Regions from separate parts of the Homo sapiens genome. Here region 1 is linked to region 2. A link is a loop called in an ENCODE intact Hi-C map of the cell type or tissue named here. Cell type or tissue: ascending aorta. All regions are shown on one strand. Each heading gives the region's core, and the rest is flanking DNA. Links, peaks and the distances in the headings are about the cores only. Region 1 overlaps LOC105376126 (a long non-coding RNA gene). Region 2 overlaps LOC105376126 (a long non-coding RNA gene).

Region 1 (10,655 bases), core at 889-8,888, 69 kb before region 2:
CAGATAACAAAACCTTGAAAACTCATATTGGGAGTGTATGCTTTTGTCTAGTGCTTCTGGTCCTTTTAAGCAGCCAACAAATTTGCATTGAGACCTTGCTGACTGTGGGTATCGGTGATTTTTGTCCATTGACGATTTTATCTTTAGTTGCTACTTCTTTGGTTTCAAAGAACTACATGTGACAAAAAGTGGCAATGTCTTAGGAAGTGGTTAAGCTGAGTTTATAAAAAAGGAATTGAAAATATGTAAACATTTAAGCAATTTGAATTGATTAGGAACTTGGATGGGGGTAGTGCTTCAGTTTAATATAACTCAAGAGTTCTAGATAAATCATAATTCTTTAGATGAAGGCTAGTTTGTTCTGGATTCCTGCTGAGATAAAATGATCATAAATTTACAAGTAAAGAATAATGTAAATACCTTAATGTCAAAGTATTGCTTTACAGTTCATACAATACTTCTCAGTAAGTTGTATCCTGAGAGATCTTGTTTCTGCTACATACCAGCTGATGACCTTAGCAATGACCATCAGGCTGTGGACCTTAATTTCCCCCACCCCGGTAGGGTAAGAGGCGTGGTCTGGGCTCATCCTTCCAGCAAAGCTCTGTCTAGCTAAAAAAATCTACAACCCTGGTAACTTCCACTTTTATTCTCTCTGCTTTGTAGATTAGAAATCAGAGGAGGTGTGAGTCTCTCATGATTGGATAGACTGATTTAATTACAATTCTTAGAAAAATATTAATGCCTTTCTTCCTCCATTCCCTGTGTTTTGGGCTCCTGCTGTGAGTCGGGCCTTCTCTAGTGCTGAAGACACGGAGTGAAGAAGGTGGCCTCTGCCCTGGCCTTCTCCTGGGCTCTGGGGTGAGCCGCTGTCCTGGATTGCTCTGGACCGAGGGGCTTCCTGCCCAAACTGGGAGAGCCCCGGGCAAACTGGGATAAGTAGGTCACTCTAAGTGGGAGATACTGAGCATAAATGAGTATTTTTTTTTTAAAGTGAACAGTTTCAGACAATGACCAGTGTTCTGTGGGAAACCCTCAGGATAATGCAGTGCTGAGCATTTTGGGGTGGGGGTGGTGTTGGTGAGCTAACAAGGCCTCTGAGGAGACCACGGATACGCTCCAGGGAAGAGGGATAAGGTGGATGGAGACCTGGTGAGAAATAGAATGTTTGAGAAATAGATCAGTGACCAGGATGAACCCTGTGAGCAAAATCGTATGTTCTGGAGGGAGGGAGAGGTAAGGGCGTTGTGGGTCTTAGTAAGGACCCCATACAATAACAATAGCTACTGTTACCTTCTGGCACTTCACTTACTTCATTACAACCAATTCATAATCACCCATTTTACAGATAAGAATACTGAGACATAGAGGCTTTAATGAATCGTATCTAACGTCATGCAGCTTGCAGATGGTGAAACCGAGACTTCAACCCTGATGTTTTGGTGCAGAACCCACAGTTGTCCTTAACTGCACTCACCTGAGGGGAAGCCCCTTGGCCACCGCAAAGCTGTCCCTATCCCTCCAAACTCTTCATCCCCACCGCACTCACAATCACTCAGGAATAAAGACCAGCTTTGTCATTTGCAGTCGCAGTTTTCACCAAGCCAGTAACGGCACTGGGGGAGGCCTCTGCTGCTTTTGTGGCTTGGTTCCAGTGCTGAATGGGGGTAGTTATAGGATGGCTTAGAAATAGTCACTCTGCGTGTAATCAGGTCACTTCACTGCAAAAACATTTTTGTTTCCGCTTCCTTCCTTTTCTGGATCTTATCCAGGGAACAGTGTCTCTGACCTTCTAAGCCACAAAGGCCAGAGATAATGGGGCACAGCAGGTTGATGTCGTGAAAGGAGGGGAGAGTCCGTGGTCAGGATGAGTGTGTGGGCACACACACACACACACACGCGTGGGGAGACAGTCACTACCCAGGGTGTACGTCATAACGTATGCTTAGAAAAATACTGCTAAGAAATACACAGAAACTTTCCTAGTGTCGAATTCTCTTTTGTGTGTCTGAGATCTCCCTTCGGGCTCAGAGTAGAGTGGAGGAGACGGGCATTCACTCTGGGCAAGTACAAAGAAAAGCACGTGAAATTCCTCCCCTTCTTGTCCTCATCCTCATCCTTGCAGCTCACATCCAGCGCCGGCCTGGGCTTCTGTGGTCTGTGTTGACTCTGATTGCCTTGCCAGATGTATCGGCAGTGTTGAGACTGGATTGGTTTACAATTTCTTTCAAATCTGCTTAAGAATGAGAGAGACCTTTTTCTATAGGGGAAACATAATGTGTTCTACTTGATTAGGGCTGGAGGTAAAAAATAAAAGCTATATGGAAAATTCAAAGGATTTAGGTTTTTATTCTAAATTTTAAAACTTACCCATAAGAGATTCGATGGAAAATAATGAGCCCTAAAAAAATATTTTCCAGAATCAATCATGATTTTTTCATGCACATAATGTTGGTTTAAGGCTTGGGAATCAAGAGAAAAATGCAGAAGGAATGTCATATGTTTTGCTTTACAACTTTCTCTCCTATTGTTTGCGTTTCACACTTTCACACTCAAATCTCTCTTCCATTATTCTTTGACTTTTATAAATCTACTGAACATAAATTCTGTTTAATTATAGCATGGTTCACGTGTACTAGAGAGTTATGTTAATAATGAAAATGCTGTTGATTAGTAATCAAAGACAGATTTCGTAAACAGAGAAAAGGAGGCGAGGAAAGGTTTGGGGTTCAGGAAGGAAAGCCTAACTTCCTTCCTCACCATTCTCCCACAGCTGCAAGGTTTTCCAGGTTACTGTGGCCAGGTCGCAGCCCTGTCTATGCAGTGATGTGGGTGTTGTGCTCTCTCTTTTTTCTGGTAACAATTTTCCCTCCCTCCGTGGCCCCTGTGGACACTGATGTTTGTGTCTCAGTTGGCCCTGGGGTGTGGTGGTGCTGCTGTGAGGAGCACTGGTCACAGCTGGCCTGCATCCTCAGCAGGTCCCCAGGGGGACTTTAGGCAAACCACTTAACCTCTCTGAGCCTCAGTGTTCTTACAAAAAGAAGATGCAGTAACAGCCCCAAAGGGTGGTTAGAATTATTTTAAATATCTCATGTAAAATGCCCAGTGTACATCAGGTGTCCTGCCATCAGAGGGACTCAATGATTTTGATTATTATTATAATTTTAAATCTTGACTGTTGATACGAAGTGAGAAACAAATGAAGTCAAGGCCCCAGGGCACTGCGTTTGAGGCTGTCGGGGCTTGATGTGGTTCCAGGTGTGGCAGGAGTGCTGGGGATGAGCGGGTACCAGGCTCCAGCCTGCCCTCCCCTTGCCCCATCTTGGCACTGTGACGGCTGGCAGCTGGGTTCCCAATCAGGCACTGAGAGGCCATGTGTTCCTTTGTCATAGGGCATGTCCACCTCTGGTGTGTGTTTAGCCCCAGGCAAATCTTGAACTAAGTCTCAGTGTCCCGGGAAAAAGAGCACTGGACTCAGAAGTAGAAGAAATGGGGCCGAGTGTGGTGGCTCACGCCTGCAATCCCAGCACTTTGGTAGGCCGAGGCAGGTGGATCACCTGAGGTAGGAGTTCGAGACCAGCCTGACAAACATGGTGAAATCCTGTCTCTACGAAAAATACTAAAATTAGCCCGGCGTGGTGGCACATGCCTGTAGTCCCAGCTACTCGGGCCCCTGAGGCAGGAGAATCGCTTGAACACGGGAGGTGGAGGTTAGAGTGAGCCGAGATAGCACCACTGCACTCCAGCCTGGGTGACAGAGTAAGACTCTGTCTCACAACAAAACAAAACAAAACAAAAGATATAGAAGAAATGGGCCCTAGTCCCATTCACAAGTCACCTTGGGTGAGCCGTTTCAGAGCATGGGTTCCTCTGATAGAAAGTTTACATTTTCATATACGTCTTGTGGTTTCTGAAGGGAAGTTAAATGAGAGAATATGTATGTGAAAATACTTTGCCTACTCAAATAATAATATCAGTGATCATAGAGGTTTTTGTTTTTTTTTCTCCCCAGGGCTCAGTATTCCCCTACTATCTGCTTACTGCCTTTCCAGATCCTCCCTTAAAATGCTTTGCTCAAACCTGTTACATCTTCAAGTTTTTTCAGCTTTCTTGTCGCAGGCTCCATTCCTAATTCATGCACATAATCTGCCATGTGCAGACACAGGCACATACTCATTCAACTTGTCCCATAATCTTTAGGGTCTTGCTCCCTGTTACTTAGCCTGAAGAGTAGCCTGACAATATTTTCAGAGCTACTGATGGGTTGATGTAACCCAAGATTGCCTGTGGTAGAGAATACTGCAGACTAGGGTTTGGCCAATTTTTTTTCAGTCAGGGGCCAGGTGGCTAGGACAGAGTTTTGGAGCAGATGAGGGTTTTGACGCCCCCTCTCTTCCGCCCTTCCATGACTGAGTGTCTCAACCTGGAGGTGCGGGTGGGGCTGTGTAGAGGCTCCCTGAGGAACGCAGGAGGTTGTTGAGCTGTTGATTGGCCTGAGGTGGCTTGAAGGATGGAAATTTACAAGTCGGCCAAGAGCCTTCTCTCTGCCAAGGACTGATTCAGAGTTCAGGGATTAAGCCTCTGGCATGGGGATTAAATTGGGATCTCACATGCACAGATCCCACGGGCACCAGATGCTGGGCTGGGTCTGGCACACGCACTGTTGGCTCTGAGAAGCTCCTCAACCCCTTGTGGGCATCAAAGTAAAGAAAGAAGTGAGTGGTCCCCCTTTTCTGCATTTAGCCTTGATCTGAGATGAGAACATTCATTGGAAACAACCAAGGAGCATGAAGGAATTTCTTCCCGAGGCCAAGAGTGATGAAACGGCTGAGTGTTAAATTTTCAGTAGGGATACAGAGAAACATGGGCACAAAACTCAGTTTCATCCCCACGGCTCTGTTCCACTGGCTCTATCACGCTGCTTCTTGTGGGCCTGGAAAATGTTCCCCACTTTCCGAAGAGCTGTGTCTTTGCTCAACATCCACATCCCAGCAAACGGGATCCATTTCAAAAGAGGCTTTTGATTACTCATTGTCATTTTTGAACCTCTTGTTGCTGTCAGTCATCAGTAAACAGTGCTCTTAGGAAAGCCCTAAGTAGGAGAGGTTGAAGACGATGCTGTGGGCTGGCACAGCTTTTTGTTTTGCACATGCGGAAATTGAGACTGGGAGTGGAATGTGAGCAGTTCAGAGTTAAACAACTAATTCGAAGTGAGTTGAGAACTGGAGTCCAGTCCTCTGGGCTTCTGTTCCAGTGTTCATGAGACAGAACAAAACTGCTGCTCTGTAATGATAAGGGTCATGGGGTTACAGGCACCAGTGGTTGATGTGAAACTGTATCACAGAAAGAAAAAGAATTTATTTTTGCTTTTTGACCTTGAGAGGTAAAGAAGTTTTCCCCACCTCTTGTAGATCTAACCTCATCAAATCATACAAAAATCAATTTTTGTTTACTTGCATGGAGATTATCTTTTCGTACTCATGTATCAGTCAGCATAGGCTGAGTTACATTGTGGTAACAAATGACCCCCAAAGCTTAGTGATTTTCAAACACAAAGTTGGATTTTTCACTCCTGCTATATGTGTGTTGGAAGTTGCTGAGTTTCTGCTGCTTATCTCTTTACTCTAGGACTGAGGTGGACAGAACTCTCTCAATTTCAGGGTTGGGAAATTGTGAGCTGTGGCAGAATCTGGCCTGCTATTGTCTTTGTTAATCAGGTTTTATTGAAAGATAGACATGGTTATTTGTTTATGTACCGTTTTCACACCACCACAACAGGATTAAGTTGTCATAATAGAGGCAGTATGGCCCACAATGAAGATAATCTTTACTTTCTGACCTTTTACAGAGCAAATTGGCTGATCCCTGGTGTATCTGAAACATGGTGATCTGTGGCAGAAGGAAACGAGACAGAGCAAACTGTAGGCTGGTTCTCAAAACTTCTGCCCAGAAGTGACACATGGTCATTTCTACTCCCATTTCTTGCACTAAAGCAAGACATGTGACATGTGGCCCCTCTTGATGCCAACAAAAAAGGGGCAGGAAATCAGCTGATTCCAACATAATTTGTATTTTATTTGTATCTGTGTCTGTATTCTTGGTTGCAAACAACAGAAGTGTACTGTGTTTAATTTAAAGAGAAGGAATATTAATGTAAAGGTTATCAGGGAATCATGCACTTGAGAGGAAGGCTGAAGAAGGGGCCTCTGTGGGGTGCAAGGACACAGAGCCACAGTCCCACTGGAGGGACGGCCTCCGTAAGCTTGCCCTCTGGCATTGCCAGCAGTGGCCCTTCTCCACAGCACTGCTTGTATCTCTGAGGCCACTGTGAGTAACTTTAATTGAACTTTAGCCTGGATGTTACTCCTTCAAGATTCAAAGTGCTGGGTGGGTACTGTTTGTCGACCACCTTTAAAGCATGTGGCCATGTCCTAGCTGCTGGGAGGGTTGGGGAGATGAATAGCAAGACTTTTTCATCTTGGTAGGAGGAAGGGGCCCTGCTTTCCCTAGAGACTTATGAGTGGAGGAATCTCATCAACATAAGAGGCCACGCTAAGAAGCCTGGGAAGCCTAGGAAGCCCTGTCGTTGTTCACGCGAATGGTCAATTGCTTGCAGTTGGAAGCTGAGTGGGAAGTCTGGCAAACGTCGGTATTGCTTGTGCTTCAACTTCTTAAGTGACATTTTCCTACAGGACGCCTTCAGCAGGGAGCCTGGAAGGATCAGAAGAAGATGGGAGAACTTCCTTCCTGCTGGTCACTTAGGAGCCAGAATGACCTTTGTTACCTGGACTTTTCCTTTTCTCCTCCTCATCATTGTTCCATCCCCACTAAGACCTTCATTATTTTGGAAATATTAAGTTAGAAATCTAGTCATGGCCAGCATGAGAGAGGGACAGGGATGCATACAGGAATCAAACTGAATACATTTTGTGTTTTCATTCCCCGTAGGTACTTCTGCTGGTGTCAATCATTGGGACTGGATTATGTCTAAGCATCTTCAACCTCACAGGGGTAATTTGAAAAGTTGAGGAGGGGTTTGCTTTTGAAGAGATAAGCTCATATAATGCAGAATCCAGCCTTTATGGGGATCAGGGGGTCACTCCAACCATGGCCTTCACAAACGGCCTTCAACTGTACCCCTTGGGTTCATATCCAAGTGAAATTATTAGTCTAAATGATTGAAAGATAATAATATCTATTATACAATTAAAAACCTGTATCCCCTCCCAGATCATACACCTACAAATTCATGTTTTAAACTAATCTTCCATGTGGTGAGTGACACAATTATATTGCGTCATGCTTTTTTGCATTAAAAATATTAACTTGTGGCTGGGCATGGTGGCTCATGCTTGTAATCCTAGTACTTTGGGAGGCCCAGGTGGGTGGATCACAAGGCCAGGAGTTTGAGACCAGCCTGGCCAATATGGTGAAACCCCGTCTCTACTAAAAATACAAAAATTAGCCAGGCGTGGTGGCGCCTGTAGTCCCAGCTACTCGGGAGGCTGAGGCAGGAGAATTGCTTGAACCCGAGAGGTGGAGATTGCAGTGAGCTGAGATCATGCCATTGCACTCCAGCCTGGGCAACAGAGTGATACTCTGTCTCAAAAAAAAAAAAAAAAAAAAAAATTAACTTCTGGCCGGATGGGGTGGCTCATGCCTGCAATCCCAGCACTTTGGGAGGCTGAAGCGGGCAGATCACCTGAGGTCAGGAGTTCAAGACCAGCCTGACCAACATGGTGAAACCCTGTCTCTACTAAAAATACAAAAATTAGCCAGGCGTGGTGGCGGGTACCTGTAAACCCAGCTACTAGGGAGGCTGAGGCAGCAGAATCACTTGAACTCAGGAGGCAGAGGTTGCAGTGAGCCAAGAGCATGCCACTGCACTCTAGTCTGGGTGACAGAGTGACACTCCGTCACCAAAAAAAAAAAAAAAAAAAAAAAAAAATTTAACTTGTTTGATGCAAGTATTTTAACCTCAATTTTTAACCCCAATTTAGTAATCCTTTTCTGTGTGTGTGTGAGTGTAGAGCCTCAGAATATGGATGTGGCCTGGAAAATTCTTGGCCTTTAATGCTTTCCTATCTGAGCTGACTAGAGAGAAGAGATCTGGATTCTCTAAAGGACATGAAGCCCAGGAGCAGGCAGAGCTAGTGTGATGTTAGAATTGGGAGTCAGGGGTCTAAGGACTTGAAAGTCTATTTTTCAGGATTGAGTGTGGATGTGGATTACGAATGACTGCCTTGTACCCAGTCAATGGTCGAAGGCTTTCCAAAGTGCCAGACACTGGATGGCTTGTCGCTGCACTCATTTGGACATAACCCATGAAAACCATCTTTTTTTTTTTTTAATTATACTTTAAGTTTTAGGGTACATGTGCACAACATGCAGGTTTGTTACATATGTATACATGTGCCATGTTGGTGTGCTGCACCCATTAACTCGTCATTTAACATTAGGTATATCTCCTAATGCTATCCCTACCCCCACCCCACAACAGGCCCTGGTATGTGATGTTCCCCTTCCTGTGTCCATGTGTTCTCATTGTTTAATTCCCACCTATGAGTGAAAACATGCGGTGTTTGGAAAACCATCTTTAAAGTCTCCACTGGTTATGTCAAACATGTTCAAAAATGACTAAAAGAAGATAGTGTATCTGAAGTTGGTATTTTGTCAGCAGGTCCCCATGCTTTACGGATCGCATGGTTTTTGTAAGATGGTGGCTGGGCACTGGAGGCAGGGCTGGATCCCAGGGGTCAACAACGACGCAGCAGCCTTCCTATGGCTGTATAATGTGCCATGGCCGGGACAGGCGAGGGCAAGCTCAGGCTGACTAAGTGAGATCCCAGGTTCCCAGGTGGGAGCAGGACAGCTGACTGGCAAGACAGCCAAGGGTCCCAAAAGGAACGGAGTAGAAACAGGCAGGGAAAGGGGACCGCAAGGGGGCAGACTTTTCTTCCTCAGCTCCTCTTAGCTTGAAGGGCTGATACCACCATCCGGTTCTGGAGCCCAGCCGCCATTCAGCAGGCCCTGCCCACTTGCCTGTGGAGAGGAGGCTGGGGTTCACAGTTGGCAATCCAGTTTCTTGTTGGAACCAGGACCGTAAAACCATGCCTAGATTCCTTGAATTCTAGACCCAATTCCCCATCCCGTCAGCCCCTGAGTGGCATCCTGGGCCTCAGAATTACTTTTTCAGAACCTTATTGCTGCCAACCAATCTGATTTCTGTTATCTCTGAATCATCTTCTCCCATCTCCTCTGCAAAATCAGCCCTCCTCAAAGGCCAAGATTAAACTTGTCTACTCCAAAGGAAATGAAATCAGGATTTTTTTTCATATGAAATAGAAAATCATTTATTTACAGTATTTGTTTATTTTTTCTAGGACAAAGTGTAATTTAATTTAATTGAATGCCTTTTGTTTATGTTATGTTATTTTATTTATTTTATTTTAAGTTCTGGGGATACATGTGCAGGATGTGCAGGTTTGTTACACAGGTAAACGTGTGCCATGGTGGTTTGCTGCACCTATCAACCCATCACCTACGTTTTAAGCCCAGCGTCCATAAGCTATTTTTCCTAATGCTCTCCCTCCCCTGACCCCCCTCCCCAGCAGGCCCCAATGTGTGTTGTTCCCCTCCCTGTGTCCATGTATTCTCATTGTTCAGCTCTCACTTATAAGCGAAAACATGCAGTGTTTGATTTTCTGTTCCTGTGTTAGTTTGCTGAGGATAATGACTTCCAGCTCCATCCATGTCCCTGCAAAGGACATGATCTCATTCTGTTTTATGGCTGCATAGTATTCCATGGTGTATATGTACTACATTTTCTTTATTCAGTCTATCATTGATGGGCATTTGGGTTGATTTATGTCTTTGCTATTGTGAATAGGATTGCAATGAACATACGTGTGCATAATATCTTTTTAACAGAGTGATTTATATTCCTTTGGGTATATACCCAGTAATGGGATTGCTGGGTCAAATGGTGTTTCTGGTTCTAGGTCTTTGAGGAATTGCCACACTGTCTTCCACAATGGTTGAACTAATTTACATTCCCACCAACAGTGTAAAGGCATTCCTATTTCTCCACAGCCTCGCCAGCATCTCTTGTTTCTTGACTTTTTAATATCGCCATTCTGACTGGTGTGAGATGGTCTCTCATTGTGGTTTTGATGAAATCAGGATTTAAAAGAGATACCTGCACTCCTATGTTCATTGCAGTGTTATTCACTGTAGGAACCAACCTAAGCATACTCCAATGGATGGTTGGATAAAGAAAATATGATAAATATACACAATCAAATATGATTCACCCACAAAAAGAAGGAAATACTGTCATTTGCAACAACATGGATGAACCTGGAGGACATTGTGCTAAGTGAAATAAGCCAGGCACAGAAAGAAAAATACCACATGATCTTACTTATGTGAAATCTAAACAAATTAGATACATAGAAGCAGAAAGAAGAATTGTGGTTACTCAGGGCTGACAGTTGTGTGTGGAGAATGGGGAGATGTTGGTTACAGGGTACAAAATTTCAGTTAACAGGAATAAGCTCTAGAGATCTATTATACAACATGGTGACTATAGTTAATAATAATGCATTGTATACCTGAAAATTGCTAAGAATGTTCTCGCCACTAAAAAAAAATAC
Region 2 (10,655 bases), core at 936-8,935:
ATACATGGTTGCAACTGCAATATGTCTGGAAAGAGAAAACATAAGATGCTGTGAGGGAATATAATGTAAAGATTTGACCCACCCAACCAGAAGAAGTATGAAGCGCTTCCCTAAAGAAAGGCCACTGAATTGAGAATTATATGTAGAGGGTAGCGAGGCCAACTGATGACAGCAAATGTTCTTAAGCAGGGCAAAGGCCCTGTGACAGAAGGGAACCTAGCAGGCCATGGGATGGAGAGAAGACCACAGTGGCTGAAGCACAAACGGAGGGGAGGGAGAAGGTAGTGCTTGAGAGGTAGATGGGGACAGAACAGACAGAACTTGTGGGGCCTTGCGGGCCGTGATAAACTTTGATGTGTATCGCAAGAGCAATGGAAAGCCTTTAGCGGATGATGCTGTGGTCAAATCTGCATCTCCTGATGCTCTTTCTGGCTACAGTGTGGAGGGAATTGGAAGAGGCCCCCGTGGCCACAGGAGACTGCTTCTCATTTCCCCTTGTGCTCTTCCTTCTGTTGACTCCTACGTATACCCCCTGCCCTTGTGGTTCTGGCCTCTCTACCTGAATTTTTAGCCACCTGCTGGATCTATCTATCTGGTGGCCAGAAATTTAAGCACATCTTCTTAGTTAGTCTCTGCAGATGGAGCCTATGAAAATATCTTCAGTTCCTCCCCTACCTTGGCCCAATCAGTTGTCATGTTACATAAATATCTGGCAGATAATGGTGAACATACAGCACCAGTGTACGGACTTCCCGCACAGTTTTGAGAATATCTTTCTGGTCCTTAGGCTTATTTGTTTCCCCTTTAGCATACCCAGCGCTATTGCTGCCAGATCAATATTCCAATGGGCACCTCCAATGACTGCTTTTCTCTGATTAGCCTCCCTACATTCTTTTTTTTCTTTTTTTTTGGAGACAGAGTCTCCCTCTGTTGCCCAGGCTGGAGTGCAATGGCACGATCTTGGCTCACTGCAACTTCTGTCTCCCAGGTTCGAGCGATTCTCCTGCCTCAGCCTCCCGAGTAGCTGGGATTACAGGCATGTGCCACCACGCCCAGCTAATATTTGTATTTTTAGTAGAGATGAGGTTTCACCATGTTAGCCAGGCTGGTCTCGAACTCCTGACCTCAGGTGATCCACCCGTCTTGGCCTCCCAAAGTGCTGGGATTACAGGTGTGAGCCACTGCGCCTGTCCCCTCCCCACATTCTTTACATCTGTTGTGCATTCTAGCCACAGTCCCCTGCTTCTTGCTTTTATTACAGATGTGCTGGGGTGCTCCAGCCCGATGCCATTCTGCCTTTATTTTCATCTGTTGGAATTATAGGCATCTTCTATGCCTCAGCTGAAATACCACTATTGACAAAAAACCTTGTGGACGCTTCCAATCTTACATGAAACTTCCGGTCTTCAAGCCACTTATAGGACTTTACTTCTCTCTTTAATGACACATATCACACTGGGATTTGTATTATCCACATGTTGTAGATATGTGTTACTCTCTCTTCTGAGCTAACTTTTTCCTGGAGATCTGGGATCACAGATGGCTCACCTGTGTATGAGTTATAACTTTCATATCTGTGTCTTGTGCAAGGAAGATGCTCAGTACTTATGTATCAAATCAGTGTCTGTTAGGATAATAAATAATTACGCATGTATGAATTAAACCTGTCTATTCTTTATTACCATGGTGTGTTTTCTGCATTCTTTTAGAAGTTTGGAGCAACGAATTATTTTGTTATTCTATTGTGACTATTCCCTCTGTCCCATATTCAAGCATACAAATATGAGAAAGGCATTTTTGAACTGCATGTTATGAAGAGAAAAAAGAAAAAGACAAACCAAACAATTCTTTGTACGTTTCATTTTGGTTAGAAGCCAATGTAAATGCTTGTGCTATAAGAACAAGCATATTTCCTGCCGTGAAGGCTTGGCTGTTTATCCTGGGACCCCTCTCTGACACTGGCTGCCCTCGAAAGACTGTTAACCCCTGCTTTGAGCCAGCAAACCAGATGTGGGTTTTTTAAGCAAATTATTGGTTATTTCACCACATGTAGTTTTTGCAGTTAAGTGTTTCCAGCTTTTCAGAGCATTCCACGGGAATAACATCATATTTTTCCTCCAACCTGTTAATTAACATAATTATTTATCAGCCCTAAAACCACAGCTTGAGTTTGTTAAGTGGCTAGCTGAACATATATTCACTGGATGGAGACCAATGCTGCTGGAGAGAACAATTCAGCAATAAAGAAAAAACTGGAGGTCCTTGGGGGAGGGGGAGTGGTGCAACATGCTCCATTCCCTTCTTGCTTCTTGGGACTCATCAGTGTGTGCTTATGCTACACCTTTAGGTGTTGGCTTCACTTCCCCAATAACTTGTCATCAAGTCAATCTACTTTTTCGACTGAAGAGTTTGTCATGTGACCTCTAAGTTCCCATCCAGTTGTTTTTCTTTTTTTAATTTTATTTTTCCATAAGTTATTGAGGGTACAGGTGGTATTTGGTTACATGAGTAAGTTCTTTAGCGGAGATTTGTGAGAACCTGTTGCACCCATCACCCAAGCAGTATACACTGCACCCTATGTGTAGTCTTTTATCCCTCGCCTCCCCTCACTCTTCCCCAGAAGTCCCCAAAGTCTGTTGTATCATTCTTATGCCTTTGCATCCTCATAGCTTAGCTCCGACATATCAGTGACAACATACGATGTTTGGTTTTCCATTCCTCAGTTACTTCACTTAGAATAATAGTCTCTAATCTTATCCAGGTCATGGTGAATGCCGTTAATACATTCCATTTTATCCCATCCAGTTCTAATATTTGAAATCTGACATTGTAGATTCAAGGGGTAAAACTGTGAAACTGCAACACCTCAAGACTATTTTTCCTTCACTCTCCAAATCTCATGGCACATTCTTGGGATTAGCAGAAAGTTCTTTCTTTCCCCCGCCCCCTGCACTCCTACCCCATGGTGCTGCTTTCCCACCAACTGGGAAAGGATAACAGCACTTTAACAGATTGAATACGGAAACAGAAATGGGAATCCAGCTATCTGCTAATAAGCCAGATATTAAATTAATGAGATTTGCAAAACAGTAAGACAATGCTACCCTTCTCATTAAATATTTTTGGTTTTGGAAAATATACTTACTATTCATATAAGTATGATATTTATGACAACATGTAATATATTTATTGTTATCTTAAGTAAGTTTAAAAAATTATCAGTTTTAATTTCAAATAGAAAACATCAATAAACGCTACCTATATAAAACAGAAGCTTTTTGGGAGCCTTAATAATTTTAAGAGTGTGAAGAAGCACTGGGACTAAAAAGTCTGAGAACCATGGCCTTTCATATATCAAGGATGTGAACAGATCTTATGCTACCAAGCTTTTGTCATTCTATTAGGCAAATGGTAAGTTCCTTAGAAAAGAATTCAAACACGCTGGGCACGTGTAAGTGTTTAAATACTTTGACAAAAGCCACCATGAGGGGCTCCATCCTTAAGGTGCCACAGTCGACTGAGATTACCTCTAACAGTCCTGAGCCAGCTTGCTCTAGAAACTATAATGCATGTGCTGTTAGGGAAGAAGCCGGAGAGCTGAGGATGAGAGAAGCTGGTAGCTATGGGGCCCAGAGAAGGGAAGGAGAGCCCTGGGATTAAATTAATAAGTTTTGGGGAAATACTTGTGGGTAGGGGTCCTGGGTATCTACAAATTTCCTCCCTTTAGCATTATTCCTTGAGAGCAGAAAACCCATTTGCAGAATTCAGCTACTGCCTGCACTGTGGTTTTTGTGAAGACAGTAATTAGTAGCTTGCAGTGGATTTCATGTGAAAGTTATAGTGGCTCCAGGCTAGACCAGAGATGGATACATGTCCAAATGTTTAAGTCAATGTTTAAATGGCCGAACCATAAAACGTTTGAATTTGATTCCAATTCCTGTAAAGCAGACCCCATCTTGCAACTTCTTGGGACTATATTCTGCTTCTCTCACAGTTCGTTGACAAAACCTCTTTCCTGCCAACAGAGGTTTATTAGCACATTAGTGCTCGCCCTCACATTCCATTTTGAGAAAAACCTCACATACCCACAGCCAAAAGTCATTTTCATTCTATTTGCAGAAGCCAAAGAATAGCATCTTCATATCACTTTGATCAGAGTTACAGTCTCCATAAGAGAAGAAAAAATTGCAGCAACTCTTCAATGACACAGTTTTTCTTGGACTACTAGAGGCGCATCAGTGATAAGGGTGGAGAGATGTACAGTCCTGTTTTGGGGTCCAAATAAGTCCCTTTAACATTAATACCCAAATTTCAATGATTTATTTTTCCTTCTCCCATTGAATTGCATTGTTAAAATTACCCTCAATGATTTCAGAAGTCCTCAAAATAGGGTGTCTCTGTTATGCTAACGAAGGGGCCCAATCACCTTGGAAATGAACTTATAAGAGCCTTAGTTAGCCATCTAACTAAGTATCCTCCCGTTCTAGCACTTTAAAAATTCTACTTAGCGTTATCTGGAATTGTCTTTTTAATTTATACCAGTGTGTGTTCTGACTCACTCCTTCCATTAGAATATAACTCCTGGAGGCAGAAATTCTGTCTTGCTCATACTATTTTCCTGGCACCTAGAACAGTGCCTGGCTTTCAGTATTTGTTGAGTAAAAGAATGAAGTTACAGTGCCCCTTCTGAAAATGCTTTTTCTCCAGGAACAGTCATGCTCCTCTGATGGAGTCCACACTGAACCTCAGTTTTAATCTCTACTAACATTTGTGGTTGTATCTTTGCAAGGACAGGCTCAGAGAGAAGCATAAGGTGGGGTTTCTGCCACGGAATTGCCTGTAGTCTACTTGAGTGCTGTATTGTCAGTTAGGGTCCTGCAGGAACAGAAGATAAACCCTCATTGGGTAATTTGAAGTGAGGCTGATAAAGGGACTATCTATAAAGATATGAGCAAGGTTGAGAGGATCTAATGAAGGATGCTACTATTCCCTTCAGCTAGTAATGACAGGGAGCTGTTGTCTCCCCATAACCCCAGGAATGTGGTTCTAAGGAGAGGGCCAGCCAAGTGGACCTGGAATACTCCAGAGGAAACACGGCCAGCTTTGCCATGTGCTTCCATGACAGAGCCAGAATTATGAAGGGAAGCCAGAGAAGCCGAAAACTAACAGGGGGAGAAGGGAGAGAAGAGGGAGAAAGAGTAGAGAATAAAGACTTCTTGGACCTGCATGGTGTGAAAAGAAATGCCTTATGGTCCAGCATCTTCTGGATTCAGCGTGTGTTTGTGATTGTCTGATAAGAACATTGCAACGCTCTCAACACCGTGACAACCGTCATTCCCCAGTCGATCCTGAAAAAGTATCTGTAGATCCTTAGGTCTCTGGAGTATTTAGAGTATAGCATCTCTTAATATTAATCATCTTTACAGGAGAACCTTCAGGAGTGAGGCTAACTCATCTGTGCCACTTAATGCCGGAGTAACAAAGCCCCCATCCACTGAGGACGGAGAGAGCAGATTGTAAGGAGAGAGCAGATTGTGTGGAGAGGCAGGGGTTTCTGTCACGTAGAAAGCATCTTGTACAATGTCTGACACACAGCAAGTGACCAAAATGTGGTGAGTAATAATGATATCAGGCTCCCGACAGGTAACTTGACTCTTTTAGGTTTCTGAAGCCGGTCTAGAAGCAAGCTGAGCTGGACCTATATCAGAAGACCCCAGCAGCCCTGCCCCGAGTTGTACTCAGCGGCAGAAAATCCAGCCAAATTCACACTCAGGCAGTCTGGCTGCAGCATCTGCTCTCTAAACCTTGTGGGTGCCCCACCCGTAGCCCCTCAGTACTTGCTGTTCTTGGACACACCAGAGGCTGCTTACTGCCAGCCTTATGCTCTCTCCTCAGGGCTTTCTCTGGTTGCAGGCACAAGTAGACCAAAAGTACCAGAGAGTTAAAATCCAGGAACATCTCTCATCTAGCAGCCTAGACTTGGTGACTGAGTACTCCGAAGAGTCTCTGCTCAGCTGGGATGGCTCTCAAACTGGTTCTTCACAGTCCTTCCCCGGCTCCTAGCAGGACTGAGTCCTGGCTGCCCACAGTGTGACCCTGCTGATTAATGTACCCTGCATTGACTTTCTTCCCATCCCTGGCCCAATATCTGCTTCTTTTCTGGTCCTTCCTGGGATCACATCCTAAATCAACTGCTTGCATTCACGTTCTTGTCCCAGAGCGGGTTTGAAAGGAGACCAAGCCTAAGGCACCGCATGCTCCAATCTCCTCACCTTCAATTTCCCCCATGCTTTAATGTTTCCTTTCTCCCAGCAAACTCTTCCACCAGCAAACACTCTCTCCTGTGGGTTATTTATAACTTAGAGTGGATTTAAGCCAATGTATTCCATGTATTTCCAGAGTTTCTTCCATTTAATGGGGAGGTCAACTCAACTCAGCGAGTTTTGCCTCCATCGTCCTCCATCAGCTCTGGGGATTATTCAACAGGGCTGGCTTTCTTCTCTTTCCCGCATCACTCTTCTACTTTCGATTCCAAAGTGTTAGAGCTTTCCCTCCGCTCTCTCCAATGACCTGCTATGTTTTTATCCTTTGGAAAACAACTTTTTTTTAAAAAAGAAAGAAAGAACACACATATCATTCTTGTTCCTCTGCTGTCTCCTCTTCAGTGCTAGATTTGTCCATTGACTTTCAAGGCTTTATATATCATGTTTGGATGGGTGACCTCTAAAGCTATATCTCCACCATTAATTTCTCATCCAAATCCTGGTCTCCCATGGTCTATGGAACATTTCAACATCCATATCTCTTTGTCCCAAATAAAGTCAGTAGATGCAAACGGAATTCTTCATCTTCACTTTAAAACTGTCTTCTTTTCCTAAGCTGCCTACTAATATCAAAGAGAACACCATTCCCACAATCTTTCAGTTTCACACTGTAGTATTCATGTACATTTCCTTCCTCTCTTTTGGCGTCTTAACCCTTTACCACTTCCTAACTCTCCTCTCTAACCACAGACTCTCCCTGTTTCACACTGCCCTATAGAAAGCTGAGTTAGTTTTTCCCAAATTCTGCATTCACCGTGTCATTATGCGGCACAAAAAAATACCGGTAGTAGCTCTCAATGGACTTCGGAATAAAACCCAGGTTTCTCAAAATGTTTGTGCACTTCTCTGTCCTTTTCTTATTTCTAAAAGTTATTTTAGATCTACACAAATCTTGACTAAAAACTATTATTTTATCTTTCTCTATTTCCCTGTTCTCTTCTCCAGCCAGGCTGGTCCACCCAGTGCTCTCCAAACACCGTGGTCGCTTGCATCTGTGGGATTTTGCTGGTGATCCTTCCCTATTTATCTGAGGTAATGTATCTTGACCCTAGCCATTATGTGCTAGGCATTATGCAAAACTCTGACATTGTATATTATCTCATTTGATCCCTATGACAAGTCTGTGTGCCAAGAGCTATTATTGCCTATATTTTATAGATAAAGAAATTGAAGAACCATGAAATTAAGGCACATTGCCACATCATACAGTGGGCAAATGCTGGAACAAGGTTAGAATTCCCTTCTGTCTGAATACTGTTTTAAAAAGTACTCCAAACTTGTAGATCCTGTCCATATTGTGTCCTTTCAATGTTAAATGAGAGCACTGTCAAACAGGCCTCCATAAGGAGTACCTGGTTCTCCAGAGAGATGTATTTTTGTTTGACTTTTATTATTATTGCTTAGAATCTAGACTCTGTGGACTTATTTTAACTCAGTAGAGATTGTCAAATTGCAAATGATCTTTTTACAGTAGAGAAGCAAATATTTTTGTCCAGTAGGAAGGGGAACCTCAAATGTTACAGTTTTTGTTGTCCCATAGAACATTAACCAGTTTTGTTTTTGACTTAGCAATCTTATTTCAGTCTTCTGACTCTAATGAACAACATGTACTTTGATTTCTTGTACATTCTGTTGAATCATCTTTACAATATACTGATTCCCCCATTAATGAGCTAAGTAGAACTTTGAAAGCTATGCACTTCATATTTTTATGAGTCATGCTTTTAATGTTTAGAAGATTATACTTTGACAATGTAAAGCCTACACACTTATTGTGCTTAGTAACTGACTCCCAGTTCCAGAATGCTTGCTCCTTATCCATCCAAATCCTCCCCTTTTCTGTCAAATTTAGATGTAGGCTCACCTCTCCTCTTGATATCCACCCTGAATATTTCAGCTCATGCTCATCATTTTTTCTTAGAACTTCTAGAATATTCATTGGTTTTAATGACATAGTACTTTGAATTTTCTCTTATTGTCTTATGCATCTACCTCTCGCTCTATTTCCATCTTGATCTTGATCTCAATCTCAATTTTGCGATCCATCCATCTATCTTCTCCCTCCACTCCCCTGACCCCAAGGTGCTTAGACTAGCTTTGGGCACACAATATGTGTTCAGTAAATACATGTGGAATACAATTTAATTCAGCTTTGCAGATTAGCCTTTACTACAGCTTAGAATTCTCCTGATTTATATTTAAGTATCTCCAGTCAAAACAGAGAGGCATTGTATCCAAGAACGAGTAGCCTTCTGGAAAGAATAGTAGTGACTAGAAGATTCTGTTATCACACGAGGAGGCAAAATGTCTTCTGCAAGCCCAAGAATCCTAAGAGTTAACTTTAGAATTTGCCCACTTAGCTAAACCTCATTCCAAATGCCACTTTTCTAAAAAGCCAGCCCAGTGGCAATCTGTGCCTTCCCCTTTCAACCACAACTCTGTTTAATTTCAAAACAAGGGCAGATAAAATATGCTAATACACAGCAAGTCTCCCCATTGCTATTCATTGGGAAGTCCCTTTCCAGTGTGAAAGTCCAGTCTTCCGTGAATTCACAAACAAATGATTGCTCTTGTTACTGGCATTCCACACCGGTGATAAAACATGAGAGTGAATCAGCCTCAGCCTAATTGTATGAGTTTTCTTCTGGAAGGTGCTGTGCTTTTCGTCTTGAATCTATATGGAAATGCATCTGTGTGCACATGTAGGTTGTTTTAAAATAAGTGCACATCTATCTGTCGGGATGTTAATAGGAAATCCTCAGAGACTTCCATTTAGTGGTGCTGATGGTAGTGATGGTGGTGTGTTTTATAAGTTCAAAGTGTTTGCACTTGAGCTGTAAGAGTCTTCTGTAAGCAGTGGGCTGTTTAGCATACCATGTGGGCCACAGCCTCTGACATCTTTAGCTAGAAAAGCAAAGGGCTGGGAAAAGGAACACGATGGAGTACTAGCAGCCACGAGAGAGCAGGGCTGGAATGCTGGCTCTGACCACAAATTGGTACACGGAACTTGTGTTTTTCATTAGGGTTGCTGGAGTAATGCTGGTTTTTAGCATTCCAAAGGATATTCAGACTTATATCAAATTAAATTCTCCTTTAAAAATCACTCTATGTTGGAATAACATCAAGGATCAGACGGCAATCAAGAAAACTCAGGAAATATAAAACTAAACCTAGCTCTGGCTTTTTCTTATGCTGTTGGTATGAATGTACAGTGTACATTGTCCATGATTCAGACGGTAATCTGGAATGCATCTTACAGATGAAGTTTGCCTAGAGCTTTTAATTGACTAGTTAGCTCAAGTTTTCAAATATTATTTGTGGATTGTAGAAGACAACTCTGAGTGACCATAGTACATTTGTATGCCAGTGCAAAACAAAAACATAAGAATATGTTTCATATTGTGCATAAACACTTAAGTAAGCCATGTATTTGTTTATATATGCTTATATATCCATTTGCGTAATTTACAACTAAAAGTCCCAAACTGGCTAAAATCAAGCAGTTAAGGAACTTGTATCTTATTCTAAAATCAAGCTCTCACTATAAATCAATCCTGTCTTTCTCTTTCTCTCTCTCTGTTTCAAACACATACCCAACAAACATACACCCCACAACACATACACACACAAAATTTATGTGTGCACGTTGATGTTTCTAAGTTCCTAAATAAGCATATATATTAGTCAGATAGGCTTGGCAATGCTGCAGTAGTAGACAACCCCAAAGTCTCTGTAGCTCACCTGAAGTTTTCTCTCTCTGCTATAGCCCTCCATGAATATGGGCAAACAGTTGTCCTCCATGATTGACCTCTGAGCAATCCAGGCTACTTCACTCTTATGGCATTTCCATGTTAACACATGCATCCAAGACTGTAGCAACAAGGAAAGAATAGTCTAGGAAGTTAACCACAATTAACTACCATATGTTGTTTCCATGCACATTCTATTGGCCAGAGCAACTTGCACTGCCATACCTGACATCAAAGAGAGCGAGAAAGGACATCTTCCCATGTGTCTGAAAGTGGATACTGGTGACTAACAACAGCCTTATAGCATGATTAATGTAACCTAATGATTATAACTCAAAATCAATCAGGTAATAGCTTCCTCCCCCACCCATCTCTCTCTCTTTCCCTGCCCATTCTCCCTCTTTCTCTTTTACACACACACACACTCTCTCTCTCTACTCCAGGGGCATAAGTGAAGTTCTTCTGTTTTCTCCTGAAAATAGACTAATCCAGGTTGATTACAGAAGCCATCATGCCATTCTTTGCGGGTGGGGTATTGCAGTCTGTACCTTTCTACAGGAGTTTCACATCATATTAATATCTA

What was found. A loop is a pair of places that touch in the nucleus more often than their neighbours do. Peaks named below come from ENCODE experiments on the same cell type or tissue, not always from the same donor. Only the 100,000 strongest peaks of a DNase experiment are listed, where the experiment ranks them.
Region 1: a loop joins it to region 2, with 4 times the contacts of the local background. A loop is called at or near these places in 3 of 110 quality-filtered maps.

What each region holds. Positions count from the first base shown.
Region 1 is chr9:87,261,786-87,272,440 of GRCh38, reverse strand. LOC105376126 (a long non-coding RNA gene) reads left to right here. Exons shown (of 15, transcript XR_007061642.1): 8 at 6,949-7,011. Among named protein-coding and RNA genes, the nearest start is that of LINC02872, 120 kb to the right of the region's middle. In ascending aorta, for the core only: no CTCF peak of the experiment used is centred there; DNase peaks (open chromatin) are centred at 1,598, 2,115, 4,480, 5,142 and 1 weaker place; H3K27ac peaks cover 3,077 bases.
Region 2 is chr9:87,192,893-87,203,547 of GRCh38, reverse strand. It overlaps LOC105376126 (a long non-coding RNA gene), which reads left to right. Exons shown (of 15, transcript XR_007061642.1): 13 at 5,427-5,612; 14 at 7,269-7,355; 15 at 7,482-7,598. Among named protein-coding and RNA genes, the nearest start is that of LINC02872, 50 kb to the right of the region's middle. RefSeq lists an enhancer at 3,187-3,688. In ascending aorta, for the core only: no CTCF peak of the experiment used is centred there; DNase peaks (open chromatin) are centred at 4,652 and 5,920; H3K4me3 peaks cover 1,039 bases; H3K27ac peaks cover 1,745 bases.